2 separate regions of the Homo sapiens genome follow, and region 2 is linked to region 1. The links are chromatin contacts, found by Hi-C or POLR2A ChIA-PET in ENCODE. All regions are on one chromosome and are shown on one strand. The core of a region is the stretch at or near the end of the contact, and the rest is flanking DNA. Distances in the headings are between cores, read along the strand shown.

Region 1 (5,780 bases), core at 1,242-3,741:
ATTTATTTCTGCTACTCTCATTTGTGAGCCTGTTGTCTCAGCCAGTTGAGTTGTATTTTGTATCCTAATTATTTCATCTGGTCCTATCTTTCCAAAGCATGTTACAACAATGATTGTAGGTATAGCCCTGAAGATTTTTAGCTGGAACTCAGATTAGCATTTTGTGATAATTTTATTTCATTTTTCAATTCTTATGAATTCAGTTTATAGCATAAAAGTATGATTTATAGTCAATCTTTGTTGCTCATGCTAATATATGCATTATTATGGTTAATATTTTTAACAATAACTTGCAAAGTGCTTTGCATGCATTTATTTAGTATGCTGTTAATTTCTAAACAATGTACTCTGTAAAAGGAGGTGAGTGACTATTTGCATGAATACATTTTATCTTGACCTTAGTAAACCAGGATTTTAAAAAAATTCTAATAATAAATAATTATGAGAATAGCTAGCATTTATTAATCATTTATTATATTACACACATTGTGCTAAGAAGTGCTTTTTCATGAACTATTTCATTCAATACCCATTTTACAGATGAGGAAACTAAGGCACGGGTAACTAAGTAACTGCTCAAAGTCACACTCTTAGTGATTCCCTGGGGTGGCCCTTCCCTGTTTTCATAGTCATGGAGCCATAGCAAGGATGTAATTAGCACATCATATCCATTAGCTTCTTCTGCTATAGATTCAAGTTGAAAAGAGAGTAAATTTAAGGAAAATTCACAATCCTGTCTGATAGTTGGCAGCAAGCATTGGGAAGGCAGTACATGAATGACTGGTGTTTAGGAAACACTGATTTATAAGATTTGTCATTCTCTCTGCTTTAAGTCATCTATTAGCTTAACCTCTGTTCAATCCTTATCCTGGTTTAACTTCTTAGCAAACATCCTGCGCAGGACAGGCACGGAGGGAATCTTGGGGCCTACTCCTGTTTGGTGGCAATCCATCAACTGTGGCTCCTGTGTGCAGGCATTTAACTATTTTCTTGTCATCCTCTTAGGCACAAATTTTTTTCTTGCTAAAAAGGTGTCATTATTTGTCAACTCCCTATTTGAAATTCAGATCCATGCAACAGTTTTTTTCTAATTTTATTTTTGTTATTGTTGGTGGTGGTGGTGGTGGTTTTTCTATTCGTTTGGTTTTGGGTTTTTTTTTTTTTTTTTGAGACAGAGTTTCGCTCTTGTTGCCCAGGCTGGAGTACAGTGGTGCAATCTAAGCTTACTGCAACCTCCGCCTCCTGGGTTCAAGTGATTCTCCTGCCTCAGACTCCCGAGTAGCTGGGATTACAGGCATGTGCTACCATACCTAGCTAATTTTTGTATTTTTAGTAGAGATGGGGTCTCGCCATGTTGGCCAGACTGGTCTCCAACTCCTGACCTCAGGTGATCTGCCTGCCTCGGCCTCCCAAAGTGCTGGGATTACAGGCGTGAGCCACCACACCCCGCCTTTTTCTAATTTTCTAGTCTAATAGCCCTGCGAAGTACATAAGGAATATGGCTAAACTGACATAGCTTGTCTTGGGAAACCCAAACTGGACCCTGGGCTTGACCACGTTTTGGCTAAGATACACCATCTTGCAAAGAATTCCAAGAGCAATCATCTCTCAAATGGCCCTGGAGCCCACAGCTTCATAGCTGGAGAAGTCTACTGCCTTCTCTGTTTTTGAAGCCAAGGACCAACATTATCTACCAGCTTTGTCCAGCCCTCTTTAATTCTCCTGAGTGCTTGAAGGTGATCACAAATAATCTCACATGCATTTAACTTATAACCATAGTGTGGCAGTGAGTCCTCCAGATTGGAAAAGAAAATGCCTATAGAAGATCCAGGTACGCCCTTATGACCGCCAAATTGACTTCAGGATCCAGTCCCGCTTTTTAATGCTGGTCTCCTCTTCCTGTCTTACAGCCTTTAGGTGTTCAGCTGATGTAAATTAATTGCTCCCATTGTCAAGGACTTTAGTAGGTTTGCTTTTCTTTTTTTCTTTTTTTTTTTTTTTGCTGCTAGTCAACCACATTGTGTTCCAAAAGTACCTTTAAAAAGGTATTTTATGGTTTTATTTAGCTTTGTTTTATTTGTAAAATACCCTTCTCCTGGGCTGTAGGCTTCTAGGCATTATTCACACAGATCCAGCACACTGTTTGGGGTACACTTAAGCCTCTAGAGCCCTTACCCATATTTGCATGCTGCCCAGCTGTGAGTTCATTGCAAAGGTGCAGACTCACCTGCTTGTGATACCTCTCCCTCTTAGCTACTGACTTATTTGTGGTGTCAGAACCCCATTTTCAAGAACTTCCCATTCTGTTTGATGGGAACGAGGGCACTTTTTATAGACTCCAACTCACCTTTAAACTTTGTGAAATCTCTGTTTGTAAACCACAAAATTTATCAGCACAACTGAGTTTCCCATTCCTAGCTTTTGTGAACATAAGGATGACATAAGAATTTCCTCTTACAATGCCTCTCACTTCCACTTCCCCAATCAGTTCCTCCCCGTGAATCGGAAGTAAGTTGAGAATAGCAGCTCCACCCACAGCTTTCTGATCCTTCTGAGGGCTGAATCTGCCCACAAGTTAGGTCAAGTGTGTGTCAGAAATGGTTTTTATCACAGAGACACTATGAGAATATGTGCGGACAGCTGAGTCTGCCACCTGTCTTTCTGCCTGATTTCTGCAGCAGGAATGAATCACTCACTTCCTGCGTTGATGGTGGCTGTGGCATCCTGTCATCACAGTAGCCCTTTTATTCTATTCCTCCATTCATCTCCATTATCTTCTAATATGAAAACCATTATGTAGGTGCATAGATTTATTTGTCCTTGACTTAACAGAGACAGCTTAGTACTCTCCAAAAGAAAAGAAAAAATATGTTTCTTATGAATGGAACATGATAAAATATGCCATCTCTTGGTTGCATTCTAACCGAGTGTCCCATTCCCTGTGATCTTGCTGACTCCTAGGAAGTTCTGCAGAGCTGATCATTTCCTCCACCATCCTAGGTCCATTTTTGCTTGTTCTGCTCTGTATGATCATTGGGATGGTCCAACCGGCTACGTCGTCTGAGGCTCCCTTTGCTAACTGGCTTCCTGCTAGGCTTGGTTTGGCTCATGTGAAGCCCTGGTTGATAGGGTGGGTGGAAGGAAAGGAAAAGCCAGGGCATTTCACCACGTTTAATATACTAATGATTCAAATTTGTGCCTCAGCAAACATGCAGATTACCTGGGATCCTCAGCAGAGAATAATAGCTACCTCTGGAAATAGTAGGCTCATGAATGCTAAGAGGCTACTGAAATTGCCACCTATATGATGGGACGCTTTGGGTGAGAGGTTCATGGAGGTTCTGATTGATTGGGTTCTTGAAGAGTACATGAGCATTTTCCTGGCAGATCTACTCATGACAGACATCCCAGGAAGACAGAAGAGAAGATGAGCAGTTATGGAAACCCAAAGTTGTATGGCGTGCTTGCAAATTGGATTAACTTATTAATTTGTAGGACTTTGGGGGCATGATAGGAGATGAAGCCAAAAAAAGAAAAAAAAATGGATTGAATCCAGTATATGAAGGACCCTCTGTAATAACTATGCTTTCTCCCAGGGGTGAGTTCACAGGAGCAACAGAGAGCTCTAGAGTGAGGAGGGTGGGAAGAACAATTTTGTATATCATCTACGTTGTATACTGGGCTTCTATAGGCTGTTGTGTTTGATGAAAGTGTGCCGGCTTAAAAAGTTCAAAAATCCACTGTTGTGACTATAGGAAATGTATTGGTCAGGGTTTTTAGATGCATACTAGAGAATCGCCTCTAGCTGGTTTAGGCAGGGAGGGGTACTGAGGAACAGAGTTCCCAAAGTCAAGGGATGGATCAAGCAGTGGGGTTTAGGCTGGGCTTCCCAAGTGACTCCCAGAATGGCCCACCAGAATCAGCCCACCAAGGGGTTGGCCACTACGGAAGGGGTCAGGAAGCTGCTGAATTGGGAGACCCCCTCAGGGCTGCTGCTCAGAGCAACTCCAGCTCTGCCATGGCCCCTGACCACAAAATGATGCCCCTGACTCTGTCTCATTCCCTGCATCACTCAGTTCCCAACAAAGCCTTGTGGGAGCCCATCTGCGTGGTAGAATCTAAATCACGTAGCCATATCCCAGCAGCAAGGAGGCCAGAAAATGAGGTTTCTGTTGTCTTATTTTTGCATCGTATGTTGGAAAGACAGAAATTATCCTGAACGACACTATCAAAATACGGATTGTGATCAAAAGATTTGGGGGATACCCAAATGATAGCAGTCCACCTCAGGAAGACATATTTTCCAAAGGAAGGGAGAGTAGGATGAAATTTGCATTTTAAAATATCATTTTTATGAAACCATTTGTTTTTTAGCCAAGGCCAATCCTGATGACTGTGTGAGGTCATGAGACTGCTGGTTTCTCTAACTAGCTTCACATTTTTTTTTACCAAGTTCTCTAAAGCCAAGCTAGCTTTTCATTAACTTTTATGCCAGGCCTCAAATCTTCTTTTACTTACATGGCATGACCTTAGAATCCTTTCTTGGCCTCTCTTTCATGCTTCATTCTTGTGCAGTTTGGTGAAGACCCCCTGCACTCTCAGGTGTAGCATCTTCCTGCCACATGAGGGATACCTTAATAATATGACCATCAGCCACAAGCCTCAGCCCTTTCCAATGTCATGTCCCACAGTGCATAACATACCAGCAAATGTTTATCACAACCTACTCAAGGCCAGTCATTCAGTTTCCAGGACTCTCAATGAGGTTGGGCCGGAATTTCCTGTTGCTGTGGAATAAAGCATGAACAACTGCCACATGATGTGTTGCTAAAATGAATGCAGTATCATTAGCATGGTGGACACTGTGATGCACCACCAGATGCCCCTTAAGGAGGGACTTGTTGCCCGGCTGCTGGGAGTGCTGACCATGGGGAGTCTATAGCTGCCACCAGCCCCTGCAGGGGTACCTTGGCTGAAGGGGGCTGCCTAGGCAAGGGTCATGCCATGCCCAGGGATACCCACATCCAGCGATGACTGATGCTGGTGGGGGTACAATGGCATAGCCATCTCACCCCACCTCGGGACACCCCTATAAGGTTGACTCATCCTGAATCCTGAACCTCATCTCCATGTCCCCGTGTCCACTCCTGCTTCCTTCCCATTCCACAGGCACTGATCCCACGGGCGCTCCTTAATAAGTCTCTTGTACCCTAAACTCTGTCTCCAAGTCTGCTTCTGGGAGACCCCAACCCATGACCATCAGCCTCTTCTAGAAGTACACAGATGCCCCAGCATGCCACACTCCGGGTAGATACTCCACCCTCCCAGGGCACCCAATTCACCTTAGAAATGTGAAGCTGCCAACTGCTCTCAGCAAGGAGATGTCTGGTACTTGGTGCTTGGAAGTAGTTTCGTTCGTCTAAAAACGTAACATAAATTTTTACATTAACATTTTTTAACCTGAAAAAATTGAATTCTAGTTAGTGATATGTATGTTAGAAGTATTTAGTGGGAAGTACAGACATCCAAGTTTTTCTTTTAAATGCACCAAAAGTAAGATGGATTGAGGGATGCGTAGAGGGAGGTAGAGATGGAAAAATATGGATAAAACAAATATTGTAAAATGTCAGTGGTAAAATCTTGGTGGTGTGTATGTGAGTGTTCACTGAAAAATTATTTCAATTTCACTCTGTTTGAAACTTTTTATTTTAAAGTATTGGGAAAATAAATAGGTGTGACTGAATAGGAAGAGTAGACCGAGATTGTTTTATGAACTGATT
Region 2 (5,780 bases), core at 1,483-3,982, 40 kb after region 1:
TTTCTGAGGAGGTACACTCAGGCCACTGGGTAAATGCCTCTGAAGAGCCAGAAAGATCAGCTCAGCTAAATAAAACTGCCCAATAAAACTGTATTCCCTGGAACCTTAATACATACCCTGAGGGGTCCTTCAGGGATTACACAATTTTAAATTCAAATTTCATTTTAAAAGTTATACTTTCTTTCTTTTTTTTTTTTTTTGGCAACAGTGTCTTGCTCTGTTAACCCAGGCTAAAGTGCAGTGCTGCAATCATGGCTCACTGCAGCCTCAAACTCCTGGGTTCAAGTGATCTTCCCTCCTCAGCCTCTCAAAAAGCTAAAACTATAGGCACACACCACCAGGCCCAGCTAATTTTTATTTTTTATTTTTTGTACAGATGGAGGGTCTCACTTTGTTCCCCAGCCTGGTCTCAAACTCCTGACCTTAAGCAATCCTGCTTTGGCCTCCCAAAGTGCTGGGATTACAAGCATGAGCCACCATGCCTGACCAAAAGTTATACTTTACAAAAATATAATAAAAATATACACATACATACATATGTAGCAAATGTATAAAGGTGCATTTGCATACATATAATAGAAGTGGTCCCCAACCTTTTTGGCACCAGGGACCAGTTTCACGGAAGACAATTTTTCCATAGACCGGGGTTGTGTGAGGGATGGTTTTGGGATGATTCAAGCACATTACATTTATTGTGTACTTTATTTCTATTATTATTACATTGTAATATATAATTAAATAATTATACAAGTCACCTTAATGTAGAATCAGTGGGTGCCCTGAGCTTGGTTTCCTGCAACTAGATGGTCCCATCTGGGGGTGATGGGAGACAGATCATCAGGCATTAGATTCTCATAAGGAGCACAGAGTGTAGATCCCTTGCATGTGCAGTTCACAATAGGGTTTGTGCTACTATGAGAATCTAATGCCACTGCTGATCTGACAGGAGGCAGAGCTCAGGTGATAATATGAGCAATGGGGAGTGGCTGTAAATACAGATGAAGCTTCACTGCCTCACTCACTGCTCACCTCCTGCTGTGCAGTCTTGGGGGGTGGGGGACCCCTGATATATAGGACTGATGAACTCCAAGTTCAGAATTCTTGTAACCTCTGAAAAGAAAAAGGATATATGATAGACAGGACTCCACAGGGCTGGGGAGTGCAGAGAGACATGTTACATCTTTAAACCTTTTTGTATATCTTTAACATTGCATACAAAATTCACAAAACACATAGCCATATATGCTTTTTATATCAAATTTCAAGCTTTTAAAAAACATTAACGTGAAATTGTGTTTCTAGATTAATTTTGGATATTTTATTTTATTTTATTTATTTTGAGACAGAGTCTTCCTGTGTCACCCAGGCGGGAGTGCAGTGGCATGATCTCAGCTCACTGCAAGTTCCACCTCCCAGGTTCAAATGATTCTCATGCCTCAGCCTCCTGAGTAGCTGGGATTACAGGCAGGCACCACCACACCAGCATAATTATTGTATTTTTAGTAGAGATGGGGTTTCACTATGTTGACCAGGCTGATCTCGATCTCCTGACCTCAAGCGATTCTCCCGCCTTGGCCTCCCAAAGTGCTGGGATTACAGGAGTGAGCCACCATACCTGGCCAGATTAATTTATTTTTCAACACACATGTTAGTGTTTTGCTGTGCGAAAACGTTAAACCATCACTAAGAATCTTGTTTATTTTTATTTTTTTTTTTGTTTAATGGAATGCATTTTTACATTTTTAAATAATTTCAAATTTACACAAAGTTTGCAAGTATAGTACAGAGACTCATAAGATGTCAGTTATCCAGATTAACACATTTTAACATTTTACCATATTTGTTTTATTTCTCTTTTTTACCTCTCACTCCACACACAACACGTGCACACATGCTCATGTGCACACACACACACTTTTTTCTAAACCATTGGACAGTAAGTTGCATGAGTCACGCCTCTTTACCACTCAATACTTTAGTGTTTACTTCTTAAGAACAAGGACATATTTTTACATCATCACAATCCAGTTACCAAATTCAGGAAATTTAACATTGATGCAATACTTTAATCTGTTGCCCATATTTCAGTTTTTCCAATTATCCCAATAATGTCATTTACAGCATTTTTTTTCAGTTAAGCATCCAACTGAGGATCATTTATTGAATTGAGTTGTCACTTCTGTTTAGAGACTCCTTCACTCTGAAATGTATCCTTAGCTTTTGTTGCCTTTTAAGACCTTTACGTTTTTAGAGCATGCAGGCCAATCATTTTTGTAGAGTGACCCTCAGTTTAGGTTTGTCTGATGCTCCTCACAGTAGATTCATGTTTTGCACCCGTGGCAGGAATGCCCCAGAGTGATGCGGTGGCCTCCTCAGTCCCAGATATCAGGAGGCACATGTGGCAGGTTTGTTTTATTCCTGGTGACACCAGCTCCAATAGTTTAGTTAAGATGGTGGTGTCCACCAAGTTTCTCTGCAGTGGGAGAATTTTAAGAGTTGTGGTTTGTCTAAAACTGAGAGATGAATCAAACTGGGAGGGTATTTAGACTTTGCTGGATGATGGCCCCAAAGCTGCTCTGAAAATGCTGTGCAGCTGGGTGAGCCGGCCTGCTCTCTGAACTGCAAGGCGTTTTCGTGGGACAAGAAAGGGCAGCATCAGCAGCCTGTTCTGTGGCTGGGGCTGCAAAAGCCATCAGTGTCGTCATGTCTGGCGTGGGGCATGCTGGTGCACAAAGAGCCGAACCAAGCTCCACAGCAGGAACTGACACCAAGCCAGGCCCCAAGGAGGCCTGTGAGTGTGGCCAGTTCCCTGCTTTGGTGACGTGATATTTATGCACCACGGCTCTTCTGAGGTTTCTCCAACTTTCCCATATAAAATGAAGATGGCCTTTCTTCTGAGCCAGGGCTGCCCAAGTGGCAGGCCACAAACCACGCATCGCCTGACCCAGGCTGGGGCAGCAGCGTCTCGGAGAAAAACAGGAAATTGGGACATACGCGCTTTCCACCGCCTGGCTACGTTATGAGTTTCTTAGTGGTTCCATGTGGCTTGAGTAACAGGGTAATTTTCCTTAATGCAGTAAAATACCCAAAGGAATGAAGATGTATTTTATTGGACAACGTTTTATTTTAGTAAATTATTTAGTGTCCAGCACTGTTTGAAGTACTCTTACAGATTCGCTCCTGAATTCATACCACACACTTTCACTGGGCCAGGAAACACGTGAAATGAGCAGGGCAGGTCTTAGGGTTTCATCCGGGTTTTATGATATGCTGGGCAGACCGTGAACATTCGACAACAGGCCGTGCTCCATCCTGTAGGGGCACACAGCCTATGTGAGATAAACAGACAGCTATAATCATGATGTTGTGGAGGCTGTCAGAGGGACCTTGGGGACCCAGAAAGGGGAAGGGCTGATAATGGGAATAGGTAATGAAGGGAAGCTAGCACAGAGATGATCTCTGACCTAAGTCTTGAGGGATAAAAAGGTGTTCACTAGCTGGGCATGCTGGCTCACACCTGTAATCCCAGCACTTTGAGAGGCCAAGGGGGGTGGATCACCTAAGGTCAGGAGTTCAAGACCAACCTGGCCAACATCGTGAAACCTTGTCTCTACTAAAAATACAAAAAGTTAGCTGGGTGTGGTGGCATGTGCCTCTAATTCCAGCTACTCGGGAGGCAGAGACAGGAGAATTGCTTGAACCGGGAGGTGGAGGTTGCAGTTGAGCCGAGATCACGCCACTGCACTCCAGCCTGGGTGACAGAGCAAGACTCCGTCTCAAAAAAAAAAAAAAAAAAAAAAAGTGTTCACCAGGTGGTGAGGCATTTTAAACAGAGACTGAGTGATGTATACAGAAACACGCAGGGTGGATGAGTCTGCGCTGGAGAGAGGGATTAGAAATGCAAATAAAGGTTTGAATGAAATTGATGAAGACCATATACGCTGTGGCAGAGTTTGGACTGATGTCAGGGCCACCTTGATTAGATTTTGTGTTTTAGGCAGGATTTCCCAAACTTGAGAGGAAGGGTTTCTGGGGAACAAGACCCTCACTATTCCTTCAGAGGTTACTGACTTTTGTGACATGGTGAGGTGGGGAGACGAAGCCACGTCATCACTGGCCACACTGAAGATGGGTTAGCACTGACCCCAGGGAAGGGCCAAACCAAGAGATAGAAAAAGCTGGGGAAATGGGGCCTGGTTGAATTGTGGAGCTGCTGGATTGGCCCATGCCACTCCATGAAGCCTCCACCCTCACCCTGGACTTTAGGCCATCCCTTAATCACTTTTACTGCTTAGAGATTTTTAAGCTTTTATTTTGTTCTTGGGTTTTTTTTTTTTTGAGAGACAGGGTCTCGCTCTGGGGCCCAAGCTGGAGTGCAGTGGTGCAATCACAGCTACTGCAGCCTCGAACTCCTAGACTCAAGTGATGCTCCCACCTCAGCCTCCCAAGTAGCTGGGAATACAGGTGTGCACCACCATGCCTGGCTAATTTTATTTATTTATTTATTTATTTATTTATTTATTTATTTATTGTAGAGAAGGGGGTTCGCTATGTTGCCCAGATGACAGTGCTGGACCCAAGCAATTCTCCCGCCTGGGCGTCCCAAAGCATTGGGATTACAGGCGTGAGCCACCTCACGGGGCCAAGTTATTTTGAAATAATGTCAAACTTCCAGAACCGTGGCAAGAATAGTTCTGAGGACTCCTCTGTACTATTTGCACAGGTTCACTGACCTGTGCCATTTTGCCCCATTTCCTGTATCAGCCTCTGAACCAGGTTAGAGTAGATTGTAGCCATCAGGCCCCTTCACCACTTACTGCACCAGTATATACTTCTGAAGAACATGGAGGTTCTCCTACATTCCCACAGTTCGATGACCCAAGAATGGAGCCTAATCATCATATGATACTTTGATCTAAACCCGAGATGCCAATTGTTATCATTTTTCCCAATAATGTCCTGTATAGCATGTTTCTTTCTCTAGTCCAGGAACTAGTCCAGATCATGTCTTTTGCAGGAAGGTGTCAGGCCTCTTTAATCTTTTTTAAGAGTGATTCCTCAGGCTAGGTGTAGTGGCTCAAGCCTGTAATCCCAACACTTTGGGAGGCCAAGGTGGGTGGATCATATAAGGCCAGGAGTTCAAAACCAGCCTGGCCAACATGGTGAAACCCCATCTCTACTAAAAATACAAAAATTAGCCAGGCACGATGGTGCACGTCTGTAATCCTAGCTACCCAGGAGGTTGAGGCACGAGAATCACTTGAACCCAGGAGGCAGAGGTTGCAGTGAGCCAAGATCGCACCACTGCACTCCAGCCTGGGCTATAGCATTAGACTCTTTCAAAAAAAAGAAAGAAAGAAAGAAAAAATGGTTCCTCAGCCTTTCTTTGTTTTTCACGACATTGATATTGATGTAGAATCTAGGCCAGTTCTATGATGGGATGTCCCTCAGTTGGAGTGGGTATGATGTTTCTTCTTGATGAGATTCCACATACACACTCTCTGTTGTAATATCCTCTAACTGATGCTGTGTTCTTCTAGGGCATCACGTCTGGAGGAACACAGCATCTGGCTGCCTTCGTTTGGGATGCTGACTTGGATCACCTGGACAAGGTGTTGCCTAATTTCTCCACTGTGTAGTTACTATCGGTCCCCTTGCAACTAACAAATACTGTTTAAGGAGATGTTATTATTTATCTTCAAGCCAATTTGAATGGGGTTTTCTGTTACTTCCAACATAAAAATTCCTAGCTGATTCAAGGGCTCATTTGTATTGCAGGA

The links. A loop is a pair of places that touch in the nucleus more often than their neighbours do. ChIA-PET counts read pairs that join two places held with the same protein, here RNA polymerase II (POLR2A). Pooled maps may share reads with other maps.
Region 2: a map of CD14-positive monocyte shows a loop between it and region 1 (3-fold over the local background). The contact joins two enhancer-like sites. A Hi-C loop is called at or near these places in 3 of 168 maps with a recorded cell type or tissue (CD14-positive monocyte, GM12878 and PC-3) and 4 of 50 pooled maps. POLR2A ChIA-PET finds 5 or more read pairs at or near these places in 5 of 52 experiments (AG04450, GM12878, H1 and 2 more).

What each region holds. Positions count from the first base shown.
Region 1 is chr20:19,825,825-19,831,604 of GRCh38, forward strand. All of the region lies in intron 2 of RIN2 (Ras and Rab interactor 2), which reads left to right. Among named protein-coding and RNA genes, the nearest start is that of RIN2, 70 kb to the left of the region's middle. RefSeq lists a silencer at 2,597-2,766. Within about 2 kb of position 2,492, at least 6 of the 41 ENCODE cell types and tissues checked have a DNase peak (open chromatin) inside an H3K27ac peak, as active enhancers do; they include CD14-positive monocyte, where a contact is called at or near this core.
Region 2 is chr20:19,865,304-19,871,083 of GRCh38, forward strand. All of the region lies in intron 2 of RIN2 (Ras and Rab interactor 2), which reads left to right. Among named protein-coding and RNA genes, the nearest start is that of RIN2, 110 kb to the left of the region's middle. Within about 2 kb of position 2,733, at least 6 of the 41 ENCODE cell types and tissues checked have a DNase peak (open chromatin) inside an H3K27ac peak, as active enhancers do; they include CD14-positive monocyte, where a contact is called at or near this core.